Regions from separate parts of the Homo sapiens genome. Here region 2 is linked to region 1. A link is an interaction called in ENCODE POLR2A ChIA-PET data of the cell type or tissue named here. Cell type or tissue: Panc1. All regions are shown on one strand. Links, peaks and the distances in the headings refer to the core of each region. The heading gives the core; the rest is flanking DNA.

Region 1 (8,528 bases), core at 1,718-6,717:
TTTGATTATTATCTTGGTTGCTCTTGGTATATACCAGAGCTACTGATTTGTGTACCTTAATTTTGTACCCTGAAACTTTGCTGAATTCATTTTCAGTTCTAGGAGCTTTTTGGAGGAGTCTTTAGGGTTTTCTAGGTATACAATCATATTATCAGCAGTGACAGTTTGACTTCCTCTTTACTAAATTGGATGCCCTTTATTTCTTTCTCCTGTCTGATTGCTCTGTCTAGAACTTCCAGTACAATGTTGAATAGAAGTGGTAAGAGTGGGCATTCTTGTCTTGTTCCAGTTCTCAGGAGGAATGCTTTCAACTTTTCCCCATTCAGTATAATGTTGGCTGTACTTAATTATACATTTAGTATAATTAAGATATGTCCCTTCTGTGCCAATTTTACTGAGGGTTTTAATCATAAAGAGATGCTGGATTTTGTCAAATGCTTTTTCTGCATCTATTGAGATGATCAGGTGATTTTTATTTTTAATTCTGTTTATGTGGTGTATCACATTTATTGACTTGAGTATGTTAAACCATCCCTGCATCCCTGGTATGAAACACACTTGATAATGATGGACTATCTTTTCAATATGCTGTTGGATTCAGTTAGCTAGTATTTTGTTAAGGATTTTTGCATCTATCTTCATCAGGGATATTGGTCTGTAGTTTTCTTTTTTTGTTATGTCCTTTCCTGATTTGGGTATTAGGGTGATACTGGCTTGTATGATTTAGGGAGGATTCCCTCTTTCTCTATTTGTAGAACAGTGTCAGTAGGAATTTGATCCAGCAATCCCACTACTGGCTATCTACCCAGAAAAAAAGGAGTCATTATATGAAAAAGATACTTGCACACACATGTTTATAGCAGCACAATTCACAATTGCAAAAATATGCAACCAGCCCTAATGCCCATCAATCAACACATGGATAAAGAAATTGTATAGATACACCATGAAATACTACTCAGCCATAAAAAGGAACAAAATAATGGTATTTGCAGCAACCTGGATGGAATTGGAGACCATTATTCTAAGTGAAGTAACTCAGGAATGGGAAACCAAACATTGTATGTTCTCACTCATAAGTGGGAGCTAAGCTATGAGGACGCAAAGGCATAAGAATGATATAATGGACTCTGGGGATTTGGGGGAAAGGAATGGGGGGGGTGAGGGATACAAGACAACAAACTGGGCACCTTGTATACTTCTCAGGTGATGGGTACACCAAAATCTCAGCAATCACCACTAAAGAAGTTACTCATATAAGCAAACATCGCCTGTTCCCCAAAAACCTATGGAAATAATTCTTTTTTTTTTTTTTTTTTTTTTTTTTTTTGAGACAGAGTCTCACTCTGTTGCCCAGGCTGGAGTGCAGTGGTGTGATCTCGGCTCACTGCAACCTCCACCTCCCAGGTTCAAGTGATTCTGCTGCCTCAGCCTCCTGAATAGCTGAAATTACAGGTACACGCCACCATGCCCAGCAAATTTTTGTATTTTTAGTAGAGACAGGATTTCACCATGTTGGCCAGGCTGGTCTCGAACTCCTGACATCAGGTAATCCACCGACCTTGGCCTCCCAAAGTGCTGAGATTACAGGCGTGAGCCACCTCGCCCGGCTGGAAATAATTTTTTTAAAGGCTACTATCTGAACTCTGAAGACCACTTCCTCCAGTCCCATCTGCAATTCAGCCATCCATCCCTGTGCTGCAGCTGTCTACAATCATTCCTAATATTAAGCACCCTTGCTTAAGGGCAGACAGAGACATTTTCAGATTTTTTAAAGAATTTATCATTAGGAATAGTTATGTGGTTCCAGATCTATCCTCTTGGGAGATTCAAAAGTTGTTTGTTTGTTTGTTTGTTTGTTTTTACTTTAAATCCTGCTCATGAGTTTTAAAAAATGGCTTCTTAGGTGCAAGTTCATAGCTAAATGATTGAGAGTGCCACCTGCCGGGAACACCTGAAATTCCTGGACTTGCATATTGAATTGCAAGTTTCCTGGACCCAAAGCATTTGAATCAAACTGAGACCCTCTGGTTACAAATGAGGACTCAGTCTCTACGGCTACAGAATTTGCATTTTAAAACAGTTTTGGGGTGCCTTGAGGTTTAAGAAACAAATGTCTTAGTTCCCAAACTTGCCTGATAAGAATCACCCGGGAATTTTTGTTTGTTTGAGACAGCGTCTCATTCTGTCCCACCCCAGAGTGTAGAGACACAATCGTAGCTCACTGCAGCCTTCAATTCCTGGGCTCAAGCGATCCTCCCACCTGAGCCTCCCAAGTAGCTAGGACTAAAAGCACCCAACACCACGCCCTCCTGATTTTTGTATTTTTCTTTTGTAGAGATGGAGTCTTGCTATATTGACAAGCTGGTTTTGAACTCCTGGGCTCAAGTGATCCTCTGGCCTTGGCCTCCCAAAGTGCTGGGATTACAGACATGAGCCACTGTGCCCAGCCAGAATGCTTGTTTAAAATATTTTTACTCCGGATCACATTACAGACTTACTGAATTCGTATTTCCAAGAAAGGTGCCTGGGACTTGAGATTTGTATAAAACCATCAGATGAATATTAAAAGCTGAAATAGATTCTCTATACCAGGGTAGAAGAGCACAATTGTTGATTTTGTTTTTTTTTTAAGCAGATAATTGATAACTAGAATATGAAACATCTAGGTCTGGGAATATGGCAACACTACCACAATCAAGTTGTCCCTGGATTCTCTGTCCCATAATTCAGCTCTGTGGTCTTAAGTGCCAGCCCCTTCCCTAAAATTCTTGCCATTAAACCCCAGGCTCCCAGGCTGGGCAGGGTGGCTCAAGCCTATAATCTCAGCACTTTGGAAAACCGGGGGGGGGTGGGGGGGGCGTGGATCACCTGAGGTCAGGAGTTCGAGACCAGCCTGGCCAACATGGTGAAGCCAGGTCACTATTAAAATACAAAGATTAGCTGGGCGTGGTGGCGGGCGCTTGTAGTCGCAGCTAATCGGGAGGCTGAAGCAGGAGACTTGCTTGAACCTGGGAGGTGGAGGTTGCAGTGAGCCAAGATCACACCACTGCACTCCAACCTGAGCGACAGCAGGAGACTCCATCAAAACACACACACACACACACACACACACACACACACACACACAATCAAAAAAACTCCCAGGCTCCCAGTGGCTTCCTCTGATACCAGCTAACACATTTGTGATGCCAACTGCCTGACAGGCAGAGCTCCTGTTGGAAAGCCCTCCTACAACCTATCTTGTTTGCTTTGTGAACGGTTTTATTAGGTTGGTGCAAAAGTAATTGCGGTTTAGCCATTACTTTCAATGGCAAAAGCCACAATTACTTCTGCACTTACCCCAATTTTTTTTTTTTTTTTTTTTTTGAGCCGGATTCTCCTGCTGTTGCCCAGTCTGGAGTGCAGTGGCGCGATCTCGGCTCACTGCAAGCTCCGCCTCCCGGGTTCACGCCATTCTCCTGCTTCAGCCTCCCGAGTAGCTGGGACTACAGGCCCCCACCACCACGCCTGGCTAATTTTTTGTATTTTTAGTAGAGACGGAGTTTCACAGTGTTAGCACTTACCCCGATTTTCTCCTGTGAAGCAATGTCCTAGGTTTGGAACTACCTTTGGGATCGCATTGTGTCCAAAAGAACCAAATTCCAGCTTTGGGCAATGGTCAGATACTGAAACTGACCAGTCCTAATATCTATCTGGATTTGGTCCAAGGTCCTGCCCTATCACAACTACTTGAGCGAACACATAAGATGTGTCATTGTCTTCATAAGACACAGAAGATAGTCATTGTCTTCTCTTCTTCAAGTTAAATAAAAAGTCCCAGTTACTTTAAAATAGCCTGTGGTATTTGAAAAAAAAAAAAAAAAAACTCTCTGCACAGTTAAGCCCAGGACCAGGATAGCATGGGTTACAAGAAATACAAACAGAGCCTTAAATATTGTAGGTCATGAGTATAGTAGAGGGAGAAACAGAATGCAAAATTTCCCAAAGTTAACCACAAAATTCAATTCTTTTTTTTCTTTTCTTTTTTCTTTTTTTTTTTTTTTGTAGGCCATCTCATGAGACTAGCCATCCTGCGGAACATACCTTGGGGAAGTATTTTTTTCTTCTTCTTTATAACCATTTTGGGGCTTTGTTTTGAATTGTCTGTGTTTTTCTTTAGTCGTGAGATTCAGAACAAATACCTGTGTCAGGAATGGGCTAATCTAGGTTGCACAGGATGGAGGAGACTTTACAGTTTCCACACCATTGGTTTCTTTTTCAACAACTGAGTGTTCTGTTTGATCAACTTCAAAGCAGCTCTGCTAACCATAACACTCCTGTTTACCACGTTTCTCAGCTTTCCTTGCATTCCACAGTATTTCCTTCCTTATGTTTGACCCATTTCTCCCCCAGATGTACCAACCCGCATAGTGAGTCAAAGAACTGACAATGGCTTTTGGTCAGTGGTTTTCCAGTAGCTCTGCAAAGTTTTGGGCTTCCACTGAGTTTCTCAGAAGCTGCCTGAAAATTCATGAATTGGCTCTAGACCCTTCCACCCACAACCCCAAATCAAGCTTTCTGCTTCTTTGTATTTCATATCAAGGCCTGTGTAAGACTGGAAAAAGGGATTTCTCAACTCGGCAATTTGAAAACGACTCATTTAAGTTATCACCTGTTCTCAGGCATATTATGTTAAGTGTCCAAAGAACAACCCAGATGGTTTTCATAATACCGCGATGTAGCAAGCAATGCTTTTGAAATCATCTCTGTGCTCCCTGCTTAGTGACTCTCTAACCCTTGCAGGAGGAGCTATGGAAGCCCCACTTCATCCCAGATTCTGAGACAAGCCTGGCACCTGTCAGCAAATAGTTAAGGAGTTCCCAAACCAGTAAGTTAAGGAGTCCCAAACCAGTAAGTGCCTCAGAGATTCAGGACGTGATTACGCTGCCTGCTACTCCTGACCTGGCTCTGAAAACCTTGTGTCCAAACCCCCGCCTGGAAACCCACAGTCCCAATAACTGAGTCCCTGTCTTGACTCTCTGCACCATCCTTCAGTTCCTACAGGCTCAGCCTTTCCTTGCCCCCTCCCCCAAGGTTTTGGAAATTAGAGTCTTCTACCAGCCACTCTGGTAGGGGCCTGTTTGCTGAATGCTATTTACCACCCGTGTTCTTATCAGTTGCCAGGGCTAGGCACTGTTTGATGTCTGGTTCTGAGCCATTTCTGGTTTGATCTGCTCTCCACCCTGACCTTCCCACTCATCTAAGCAGCTTATTGTCTCTGCCAAGCCCAGACTTAGATTGTCTTTAAAAATCCAAATTTATGGCCAGGTGCAGTGGCTTACACCTGTAATCCCAGCCTTTTGGGAGGCCGAGGAGGGTGGATCACCTGAGGTCGGGAGTTTGAGACCAGCCTGACCAACATGGAGAAACCCTGTCTCTACTAAAAATACAAAATTAGCTGGGCATGGTGGCGCATGCCTGTAATCCTAGCTACTCGGGAGGCGGAGGCAGGAGAATCGCTTGAACCCGGGAGGCGGAGGTTGCAGTGAGCTGACATCATGCCATTGCACTCCAGCTTGGACAACAAGAGTGAAACTCCATCTCAAAAAAAAAAAAAAAAAAGAAAAAAAAAACAAATTTATATGTATCTATGTAAATAGAGGGGCCTCCTCTTCCCTGAGCCTTGAACAGACAGCAGACCCTGGACCTTGCATACATAGGAGCTGGTTCTATGTCCCCAGGACTTGTCTGCCTTTAGCTACCCTTAGGGACAAACCTACCTCCTCACCATGTACTCTCCCACCAATTCAACATGGACTGTGATGTCTTGACAATGGAAGGATGTCTTACTCCTTACACATGGGCTGAGTTCACATCCCATTTAAGACTTTGTATATGCCTTTTCCAAATGGTTTTCTTTGTCCAAGGCCCTAACATTTATCTCCTTTCCTAACATTGCGCTGTGGCGCTGTGACCTAACAATGGGCCACTGTGTTCTGCCATCATTTTGGAAAAACTTCTCTAACAACCATCATTCTTATTTCTCACCTCTTAGGATCATTGGCCTCATTGAGATCTTCACGAAGGCTATAGACCCGTGCTGTCCACTATGGTAGCACTAACTACTTATAGCTATTCAAGTTTAAAATTAAATTAAAGGCTGAGGCAGGAGGATCACTTGAGCTCAGGAGTTCGAGACCAGCCTGGGCAACATGGCAAAATCCTGTCACTATCAAAAATACAAGGAATTAGCTGGGCGTGGTGGCGTGCACCTGTGGTCCCAGCTACTCAGGAGGCTGAGGTGGGAGGACCACTTGAGTTAAGGAGGCAGAGGTTGCAGTAAGCCAAGATCATACCACTGCACTACAGCCTGAGTGACAGTGAGACCCCATCTCAAAAATAATTAATTAATTAAAATTTAAGACTCAGTTCTTCAGTCACAATAGCTAGATTTCAAGTTGCAGCCACAAGTGGTTAGTGGCTTCTGTATTTGATAGCACAGATATGGAACCTTTTTCTTTATCTCAGAAAGTTCTATCAGACAGTCCTGCCTAGAGGCATTGACCCTCTCTCCAGAATATGCAAATATGTACTCATATTAAAAATGTTGTAGGCAATTTTAGGTGATTCAAAGACACTCCCCACTTCCTAAGCCCACCTCCCCAAGGTGTTAGGAACCCCTTTCTGATGTGGGTGGGGGCTGGGCATAGTGGCTCATGCCTGTAATTCCCACACTTTGGGAGGCTGAGGCGGGCAGATCACTTAAGGTCAGAAGTTTGAGACCAGCCTGGCCAGTATGGTGAACCCGTCTCTACTAAAAACACAAAAATTAGCCAGAAGTGGTGGCACATGCCTGTAGTCCCCACTACTTGGTAGGCTGAGGCAGGAGAATCTCTTGAACCTGGGAGGTGGAGGTTTCAGTGAGCCGAGATAGCACCACTGCACTTCAGCCTGAATGACAGAGTGGGACTCTGTCTCAAAAATAATAATAATATGGATGGGGAGCACATGACTCTCCTAAAGTCTATGGAGGAGGCAGGTATCAGGAAAATCTCAGTTCAGATGTCAGTAATCCTTTTCCCTTAACACACAGTCTTAAGCACCTGCTGGTTCCTTGAGAGTTTAAAAAGAAACCTAGCTGTTCATTACATTGCCCCATTCATCCTGTTAGTTTCATTCATTCACTTATTCAATATTTATTGAGCTCCTACTTTACGCTCATACTGACCTAGGCAATGGGATACAAAAGTGAACTCAATGGAGAAGATCCCTTCCCTCATGGAGCTTATATTCTTGTAGGACAGAAAGACAACCAACAAACAAGCAGGTAATGCTCTCTGCTCTATAAACTTAGTTTTCTCCAATTAATTTCAAATCTATTTCTGTAAGCCTGAACATGTTAATTCTCTGCTTAAAGACATTCCCTCCTGACTAGGAGAGTTGATTAAAACCACCTGTGGGAGTTAAAGATCTACATCTGCCAAATGCACTGAAGGTGATCCACAAACTAAATTAAAATTTGGCCACTCTCCAAAGTCAAGGCCATAATCTACCTTTCTCATGAGACAGTTCTGTCTGTAAATAGTTGGGATTATAACACCCTCACTTTCAAGGTAAATTCCAGGGTATTTTATCTCCTAATTTCCAGATTGTTTTTGATTGTGTAAGCACATAGAAGACCTCACACCAGGTAAAGTTTCTAAAGTTTACTTCAAGCTACCTCTGTTACATGATTTTTGCGTGGGTAATCCGAGATCTGCTTCTTAATTGTCAACTCCACTTGGAATTGTTCCAATGTTTGCCAGTGTTCTGTTATGTTCTTTTCTCCTTGTCCAGCTTAATGACAGCTGTTTTTCTTCAAAAACAATGTTTCTTCAAAAATAATGTTTGGGTAAGGCCCGAGTTGGGATGACATTTTCTCTTAATATAATTTGCATTCTTAAAATCAAACACATTACCAGCAGATTGGCTTAACTGAACACATGCACGTATATATAAGAAACCATGTCCTTTCTTTCCTTGACCCAAAGTTTTGTATTTCACCACACTGGCCAACTCCCAAAAGTTGAACTGAAATCAAAGAATTGGTTCATTCTAAGATGGCTGGATATATATATATATATATATATATATATATATATATATATATATTCATCTCTATCTATCTTCCTCCTATTCTTTTTCCCATATCACACAAAACACAAACACAGACACATTCTGGGTTTACTTGGTACTGCCAGTCCTCAGGCTGACTAGAAGACTGAGGAAAATTTGAAAGACAAGAGATCTATCTACAGTCTTTCCTAACTTCCTAGTCCCTTTACCAGATTTTTCCATGAGGATTTGTCTTCCTTTTTTCCTTGAGGAAGCCAACTCTTGAGGGCTACAAAACACTTATTTCAGCATGTGTCTCTAAAAGATAAGAACATTTGATAAATATAACCACACTACCATTACCACATCAAAAAAAAAAAAACAGTTATTCTTTAAGAGCAAACATCGAGGCAGTGTTCCTAATGGTTTCATAATGTCAAATGTTTACTGGC
Region 2 (8,528 bases), core at 1,928-6,927, 230 kb after region 1:
CCAAATCTGCTCCTCCTGCAGTGAGTCCCATCTCCGACAGCACCTCCAACACCCAGTTTCTCAAGCCAAAACTCTAGGAATTACCCTTGATCCTCCTGTCCACTCTCCTTTCCCAGAATCTGATGAACAAGTCCACGTGTACCTCTGCCATTTTATGACTAAGCTCAACGCATGCACCGTGTAGTCGGAGAAGAAATGTGTGATGATGTGGCCTGTCACTGAGGATGGCTGTTTCCATGTCCATCAGAATAAACCTCTTCAGAGGCACAGCCACCTGCTCAGAGCGATGCAGCAGGGAGGCACTAGGGCTCTTTGCAAGGACAGGCCTGTCACCTACCATAACGGTAAACCTAAACTTCTCCTCTGCTGGATGCCTCACTCACCGGGGTCTGTCTCAGATAAACAGGAACAAATCCAGCTCGTTTCCAGAACCTGCAAAGATACAAAGACAGTAGGTCACTGTGTGTGGCCTCTGGGGAGTGGCTGATAGACACACAAGGGCAAGAGCCAGGAAGAGCACGCCACAAATAGCAGGCTAGCACCGATACCAGCTACCAACAGAGACACACAGCCCACAGAACTCTTCTTTCTCAATGCCAAGGAGTGATGCCGTGGAAGGAGGGCAGGCACTTACTTGAGGAGCCTGGGGGTCAAGCCATAGGAAACACCCAGGTAATCCAGGCGTTCGGCAGGCCTCTCATTCAATTTGAGGAGTAAAGGAGGCAGGTCCTTCCGGGGAGTGATGACCTCTTCCAACAAGCTGACAGCCTGGGAAGATGCCAAGGAGAGAACACAGTCCATTCAGCAGAGGGAGAGAGACATCGTCAAGCACCCTGCCGCAGCGCACTCTGGACTTAGCACAACAAAAACTGGGAGAGGTTTCTTGGTTTATTGCTGTGGTTTTCAAACTATGAGAACACCGGAGTCAAGCAATCATTCTCAAAACACCTCAACATGCATAGAATCACACTGCTTCAGACCTCTAGAATGCAGGAAGACAGCCAAAGAGTTTAGAAACGACTGACAGAGGCCGGGAGTGGTGGCTCATGCCTGTAATCCCAGCACTTTGGGAGACTGAGGCGGGTGGATCACCTGAGGTCAGGAGTTTGAGACCAGCCTAGCCAACATGGCAAAACCCCATCGCTACTGGAAATACAAAAATTAGCTAGGCACGGTGGTGTGTGCTTGTAGTCCCAGCTACTCAGGTGGCTGAGGCAGGAAAATTGCTTGAACCTGGGAGGCAGAGGTTGCAGTGAGCTGAGATCACGCCATTACACTCCAGCCTGGGAGACAGAGCAAGACTCCATCTCAAAAAAAAAAAAAAATGCCCAACAGATTTACAAAGGGACAGGCAGGCTCCTGTGATCCAGCATGAAGTCCAGGTTCTATCACCTGACAGCCTTAGGAAGTGACAAACCTCTGAGCTTGAACTTTTTTTTTCATTGCTTGAGACAGGGTCTGGCTCTGTCACCCAGGCCAGAGTCCAGTGGCGAGATCACAGCTCACTGCAGCCTCAACCTTGGGGTTCAAGCAATCTTCCCACCTCAGCATCCCAAGTAGCTGGGACTACAGGCGTGCACCACCATGCTCGGCTAATTTTTGTATTTTTTGTAGAGATGGAGTTTCGCCATGTTGCCCAGCTGCCTCAACTTAAATAAAAGCCCCTTGTCTAGCTCTCAAATATACATACTATGAAAATCAATGAATGCACATGAAAGGCTGTCACAGTTACTAGTATTAGTCATTCTTATCAAGGAATGACAGAACTTCCCTTAGTCTGGTGTAGGATGAAAGAGATTATAGAGCAGTGATTCTCAAACTTGAATGAGCATCAGAATCACCTGAGAATCTTGTTAAACTACAGATTACAGGGTCTACCCCAGAGTTTCTGATTCAGTAGGTCTGGAGTGGGGCTCAAGAATTTACATTTTTAACAAGCTGCCAGATGATCCCAATGATACTGATCTGAGGATCTAAAGTGTTCGGTAGGAGAAAGCAGCAGAAGAAAATGAGAGAGGGGTCCAAAGCTCTGGACTGGTTTTTGTTGATGCCCCTAAAAACCCAGAGAATTATCCTCCCAAGAACCAGGACACAGGAGGTCTGTCGAAAGATGCTTACCTCGCTGCTTACGGTGTGAATTTCCTGTGGTGTCTCAAGGACCTTTTCCTCCAGACAAGGAAACCTGCCTTCATAGTACATCTGCAGCAGCTGCAGAGCACGGCTGCCATAGCCCATCTAGGAGCAAACGTGAAGGGGAAGAGGCCGAGGGAAGAGAGCTGCTCTCAGTCTAAGCCACAGTGACTCCCCTGCATTGCTTCTAGAGAACCTTCCCTCCCTGTCAAACAGCACGGGGCAAGAGAACCAATGAAAACCCTGAGTGAGGTCAAAGCAGAGACACTTAAGACTGAAAGTAGTGTGACCCGAGTTCTTAACACTGGTCTAGCTCATCAAGAACAGCCACTTGAGGGTAAGGATGGCTGTGCTTTCTGGTCTCCAGATGGGCAAGCCCAAATGAGAGGCAGTTTCTGTACCATTGCCTGAAAAGGAAGTTTCTACAGCCAATTACTCAGTGAGGTGTTCTAAGAAGGTAATTTTGTTATGCAGGTCTGGTTCACAAGTCCTCGTTCTCACAAAGGAAGAGTGAGCATATGCCATCATCCTGTCCACCCACCCACCCCGAACCCTGGCTCAATTCTCCAGAGCAGGGAAGTGCCTACACTTCACTTGCTTCTGCTTGACCAGCTTCTTATTCCAGCCACCAAGTACCCCCACCCTAAAGCACCGCCAGCAACACGGCTTCAGGGGAGCCTGAGGACACATTACCCCTTGATAATCTGGGTGAACAGCAATGCGAACGACCCTTCCACCAGACAGACCACCAAAGTCTGGATCTTGGAACTGTGTGGGAGACACAAACCAGTAACTTAGCAACACAGACATCTTTGGACACCACCAGCTTCCCTCAGACACACCAGGGAAAGCCCGTCACCTGTTCTGACACTGTCCATGGAATCAGGTCCCCTGAAGCCTTCTTGCCTCGAGACAGACTGTTCAAGATGGACTGGCGAGAAATCTCCCCTTCAAGGCACACCTGTGGGGGAAGCAGGACAGTGCAGGCAGAAAGGCCAACTCTGATACAGAGCCCACTCACAGAATATAGCTTGTTTCTCGAACTAGGCCAGTTGTTTCCACCCCCATGTTCAGGTTTAACCCTGACACTGACACATCCATTCCCCCCGCTCTTTTGAGATGGAGTCTCACTCTGTCGCCCAGGCTGGAGTGCAGTGGTGCTATCTCGGCTCACTGCAAGCTCTGCCTCCTGGGTTCATGCCATTTTCCTGCCTCAGCCTCCCGAGTAGCTGGGACTACAGGTGCCTACCACCACACCCGGCTTATTTTTTGTATTTTTTTTTTTTTTTTTAGTAGAGAAGGGGTTTCACCGTGTTAGCCAGGATGGTCTTGATCTTCTGACCTTGTGATCCGCCCGCCTCGGCCTCCCAAAGTGCTGGGATTACAGGCGTGAGCCATGGCGCCTGGCCTGACACATCCATTCTTAACAGGAGCTTAATTACCAGGCCCCATGTTACAGGGCAGAAGACTGACAGCCTCCTGACCCAAAAAGTAAAAGCCACATTAGAAGAGAGTCTCTATGTATGCTGTGCGTGTGTGAAGGCCATCAAGACACAGGATGCTCATGAGGCTCTGTACAGAACAGCACAAGTTCAAAATAACTAAAATGTCTAACAGGTGAATGGTTGAACAAATCATGGTACATGTATATAATGAAATACTACACAGCTTTAAAACTTATGTAGATTATGAGTGTTTTATACACTGCCTAAAAATAAAAGCAGATTACTATGTATATGAAAAGGAAAAGTGATATAGAAATGCATAAATACATCCATGCTAGGCATTAAAAATTTGTTCCCCAATCTGTAGCCTCTAATTCAAAATGCACCATGTATTGCTTTTGTAATAAAGGGAGAAAACAAACAAGTCTGTTTGTGGAAGAAGCTGTGAGTCAAAATAAGAGAGCGGTCGGTTCTGGCTTTTCCCCGTCCGTCAACAGTGGAGCTTTGGGTGTCTAGTGGCGCTAACCTCTTCCAGTGCACCCTAGTCACCTGTCTCAGCAGACCCAGCCCCTTGGTTCCAGACCAGGACTCCACAGTTTCAAAACTCCCACAATGCAGTTATTAAGCCACTAATTCCTGATGCCTCAGTGGTTCCCCAAATCACTGCCACAAGGACGCCTCTGCTCCTATACCTGGATAACAGCAAGCACTTCTGGAAGGGCATTCTGGGTGGGGGGCACGGGAGGCAGAAGGCAGAAGAGATGGTGAGCAGGTGCATCGGAGAGCATCTGGAGATCATTGGGAGAGTTCTGTGGAAGCCAAACACGGGTCAGTGAGAAGCACTCTTCCTCTTGCCCTTTACGCAAAAGGTTCGATTCAGAACCACAGGATGACTGCAGTATGGCCTTCTCCAAAGCCAAGTGAGGAGCAGAAGTCCAGCAAAGCACCTTTCTAGTATTTTGGCAAGCCTGAGACTCTTCATAACAGGTTAAGTGGAACTTAGCCTCAAATGCCTACTGTCCTCTCACCCCGAGCACTGAGGCTGGACAGAAGAAGAGAATTTATTTAGCACTACTTATTTCACAGCTAGGAAGTGAACTTTTTACAGATAAGAGGCTGCTATTTCAGGAAAAACTGTCACCACTTCTAACACCAACTCTTCAAGCCTTCCATTAAAAGCTGTTCATAAAAATACTATCTAGACATTCAAAAAGTATCCTTTTTAACCAACCCTTTTGTTTTTAAGAGTCTCAGATATTCTAAACCCTCAAATTCACTGTTCCATAAAAGTAGCCCAGAGCTATAAAGCTGGTCTCAGGTCAAACTGCACCACCGGGCCACAACTGCAATGTCACCTCATCCTATCAGTTTAGTAGGCAGGCAAGAAATGAAAGCACTCCTTTAAAAATGGACACAGCTTTCCACCCTGTCCCGTTACTGCATGGAGCTACATGCTCTATACCTACACACAGCAAGATCAGTGGAACTCATCAATGTCCCAATGGAACAGTCACCTAAGCCATTGGGTAATAAAATATGCAAATCAAGTAAAAGGGGACTGCCAAATGCTGAAGCTCCCTGCTACCATTCACACAAGGGCTAGCTGCAGTTACCTTGTAGTGAGAAGCCACGTAGAGGGCCATAAGCCGTTGGAGGAAAACTTCAGAGGCCTTGTGGTAGCAAAAGAGGGTATCTCTATTAACATAGTACCTGGGTCTGGAGTTAAGAAACCAAAACAAAACAAATAGCCGAAGACAGGTCATACTACTCTCTGGAGGCAGAACAAATTTCCGTAGCTGGGAACAGGAGCTCAGTGTCCTAAGCAGAAACACATAAAAGAAGGAAGAAGAGGGCCAGGCGCGTTGGCTCACACCGGTAATCCCAGCACTTTGGGAGGCTGAGGCAGGCAGATCACAAGGTCAGGAGTTTGAGACCAGCCTGACCAACATGGTGAAACCCTGTCTCTACTAAAAATACAAAAATTAGCCAGACGTGGTGGCTGGCACCTGTAATCCCAGCTACTCAAGAGGCTGAGGCAGGAGAATCACTTGAACCCGGGAGGCAGAGGTTGCAGTGAGCTGAGATTGTGCCACTGCACTCTAGCCTGGTGACAGAGCGAGACTCCATCTCAAAAAAAAAAAAAAGAAAGAAAAAAAAAAAAGGAAGAGAAAAAGGAAATTGAAAATGTTCAACTTTCCCCTTTCTCTAGAGCAGCATCCTATGAAACAAAGGACTCAAGTCCTTTGAATTCTTTCACCGCCCCTCTCCTTTTCACAGGGCCAGTGAAACCCAGAGGAGGATACAGTTCACAAGCTTCAGGCAAGGGGCAGCCTGAGACTATCCGAGTGATGTTGAGGCAATCCAGGCACAGCAAGTCATTCAGCCACTTCTCCACTGCATCCCCAGGGGCGTATCGGATTGACTCCTGGAGGGAAACCTCATACAGTGTCCGCGCTGCTCCCCACAATCACACACACAAAAGAAGAAACAATGATTAAATATGTATTGTCTAAAAAAGCAAGGAAAAATGTTTCACTTTATATTTGTCCCATGGTGGCCAGAGACGTGTGGTAAGAATTTAAACTGGGTGGTTTAAAATTGTTTTTGGTGGATATTCAACTTGCCACGATACCAACCCCAAAGGGATCTCAATGCAACCATGCCCTGAGACAAGGACACACAAGGGCCCCACCATCAGAAGGCCCTAGTCTGGCTCCCATCTGGTCACTGGACTGCTGTTCCTCCGAAAAAAGCTACTTCTCCTCTTGGGGACTCAACCTCTCAGCCTGATGGTGGGAAGGTTTGGTGCTTCCCATGATGTCACAGGGGAAGCGAGGATCAGTAAGACTGAAGGGCCTTGCTGTGAACCGCGGGACCCGGGTCAGGTTCTGGGGTACCTGATGCCAATCTGGCTGTCGTCGTGGTCTTATTCTCAGCAGTGGTGCTGACCTGGCTCTGGGCGCTCTGTTGACGGAGCTGCTGAATTAGCTTGAGGGACAGTGACCGGCCAGTGCCCTCATAGCTAGAAACAAAGGCAAAAGGAATCAGGCACAAGGTCCCAAATCCACTGTCTAGGAGGGGACAGAGAGCTGCTTTCCTCCACCTGCTGAAACACCAGACCCCTGCTTCCCCCAGGACAGCCTTGCTCATCTCTGAACTTCCAGCATAGCAGGCACCTGTCCAAAGGAGGCAGGGTGGCACGGTGGCTGAGCTTGGGGCCACCCAGGCCTGGGCTCACGTCCTGGCTCATCTACTTAGTATCTTTGGGCAAGGAGCTGAATCTCTTTTCGCCTCATCTTCAAGAGGGGATTATTCTATACACCTCACAGGACTGTGATGTGAACTTAAAAAATAAGGACTGGAAAAAGGATGTAAGTAAAGCCTTTAGCATAAAGGCTTTAGGCAGTTTTAGTGAAGCTGGAACAAAGTTAAATGGTCAACTAACGGAGCTGCTTTTAGAAGTACGGTGCATAAGGAAATGAACTGAGAACATTTCCAGTTTGGAAAATAAAACAAATCCACCACCTCAGTAATTCTTTTCATTGCTATGCCCACTTATAAGGTGACATAAAATAGCTAAAAAATGTTGAGAAAAAAATTAAATCACCTATAATCTGATAACTCAATCAGCTTTCATTGTTGAGTTTTCTTCTCCTTGTCTTTAGTCACAGGCATATGTCACCACAGGGTACACACAGCACTTTTCATTACATCATTTCATAGTACTCATTATTATATTCAAAGACTGTAAAATACTTCCTCTTACTCAAATAATGATAAAAGCTAGATGTTTTATGCCCACTCTCCACACCACATAACAAAGCTCTCCCAAAAGTATCCTATTTATTTATTTAAGAAAAAAGAGTAAGCACAAGCAACAAAACTTCAAAACTTTTGTCGTTAAAAGACATTATTATAAAGAAAGTGGCCGGGCATGGTGGCTCATACCTATAATCCCAGCACTTTGGGAGGCCGAGGCGGGTAGATCACCTGAGGTCAGGAGTTTGAGACCAGCCTGACAAACATGGTGAAACCCCGTCTCCACTAAAAATACAAAAGTTAGCCAGGCATGGTGGTACACACCTGTAATCCCAGCTACTCAAGAGGCTGAGGCAGGAGAAATGGGTTGAACCTGGGAGGTGAAGGTTGCAGTGAGCCAAGATTACACCACTGCACTCCAGCCTTGGCGACAGAGTCAGAGTCTGTCTCAAAAAAAAAAAAAAAAAAAAAAAAAAGAAGAAGAAGAAGAAAGTGAAAAAACCCATAGAATGTGAGAAAATTTTTGTAAATCATATCTGAAAAGGGACCTGGTATCAAGAATATATAAAGAACCCTTACAAATCATTAATAAAAAAGACAACCCAATTGGAGAGATGAACAGAGGATACGAATACACATTTCTCCAAAGAACATACGTGAGTGGCCAATACGCACATGTAAAGATGCTAATATCATTAGTCACCAGGAAATGCAAATGAGAATTATAACGAGAGGTCACTTCACACCTATTAGAATGGTTATAACCACAAAGATACATAATAAGTGTGTGAGAGGATACAGAAAAGTCAGAACCCTCATACTGCTGGTGGGAACGTAGAATGTGCAATTGCTTTGGAAGAGTCTGGCAGCTCCTCGCATGGTCTAACATAGAGTTAGCCCAATAGTTTCACTCCTAGGTGTATCCCTAAGAGAACTGAAAAACATGTCCACGCAAAAATCTGCACGCTAATGTTCAAAGCAAGATTATTAATAATATCCAAGAGGGAGAAATAACCCAAATGTCCACCAACAGATAAATGGAAAAATAAAATGTGGTATATCTATACAATAGAATACTATTCAACCATAAAAAGGAATGAAATACTGATACATGCTACAAGTCAGTCATGGAAGACCACATATTTTATAATTCCATTTATATGAAATGTCCAAAATAGGCAAATCTATGGGTAC

Evidence for each region. ChIA-PET counts read pairs that join two places held together with the same protein. Peaks named below come from ENCODE experiments on the same cell type or tissue, not always from the same donor. Only the 100,000 strongest peaks of a DNase experiment are listed, where the experiment ranks them.
Region 2: POLR2A ChIA-PET joins it to region 1 with 17 read pairs; 3 of 35 experiments call an interaction of 5 or more read pairs at or near these places.

The regions. Positions count from the first base shown.
Region 1 is chr11:34,360,131-34,368,658 of GRCh38, reverse strand. No RefSeq gene overlaps it. Among named protein-coding and RNA genes, the nearest start is that of ABTB2, 6.4 kb to the right of the region's middle. In Panc1, for the core only: CTCF peaks have their summits at 1,734 and 1,945 (motif pointing left); no DNase peak of the experiment used is centred there; H3K27ac peaks cover 1,499 bases.
Region 2 is chr11:34,128,882-34,137,409 of GRCh38, reverse strand. NAT10 (N-acetyltransferase 10) reads right to left here. Exons shown (of 29, transcript NM_024662.3): 13 at 6,473-6,597; 14 at 5,879-6,029; 15 at 5,189-5,285; 16 at 4,268-4,384; 17 at 2,990-3,091; 18 at 2,824-2,898; 19 at 2,119-2,235; 20 at 635-768; 21 at 384-432. Among named protein-coding and RNA genes, the nearest start is that of NAT10, 28 kb to the right of the region's middle. In Panc1, for the core only: no CTCF peak of the experiment used is centred there; no DNase peak of the experiment used is centred there.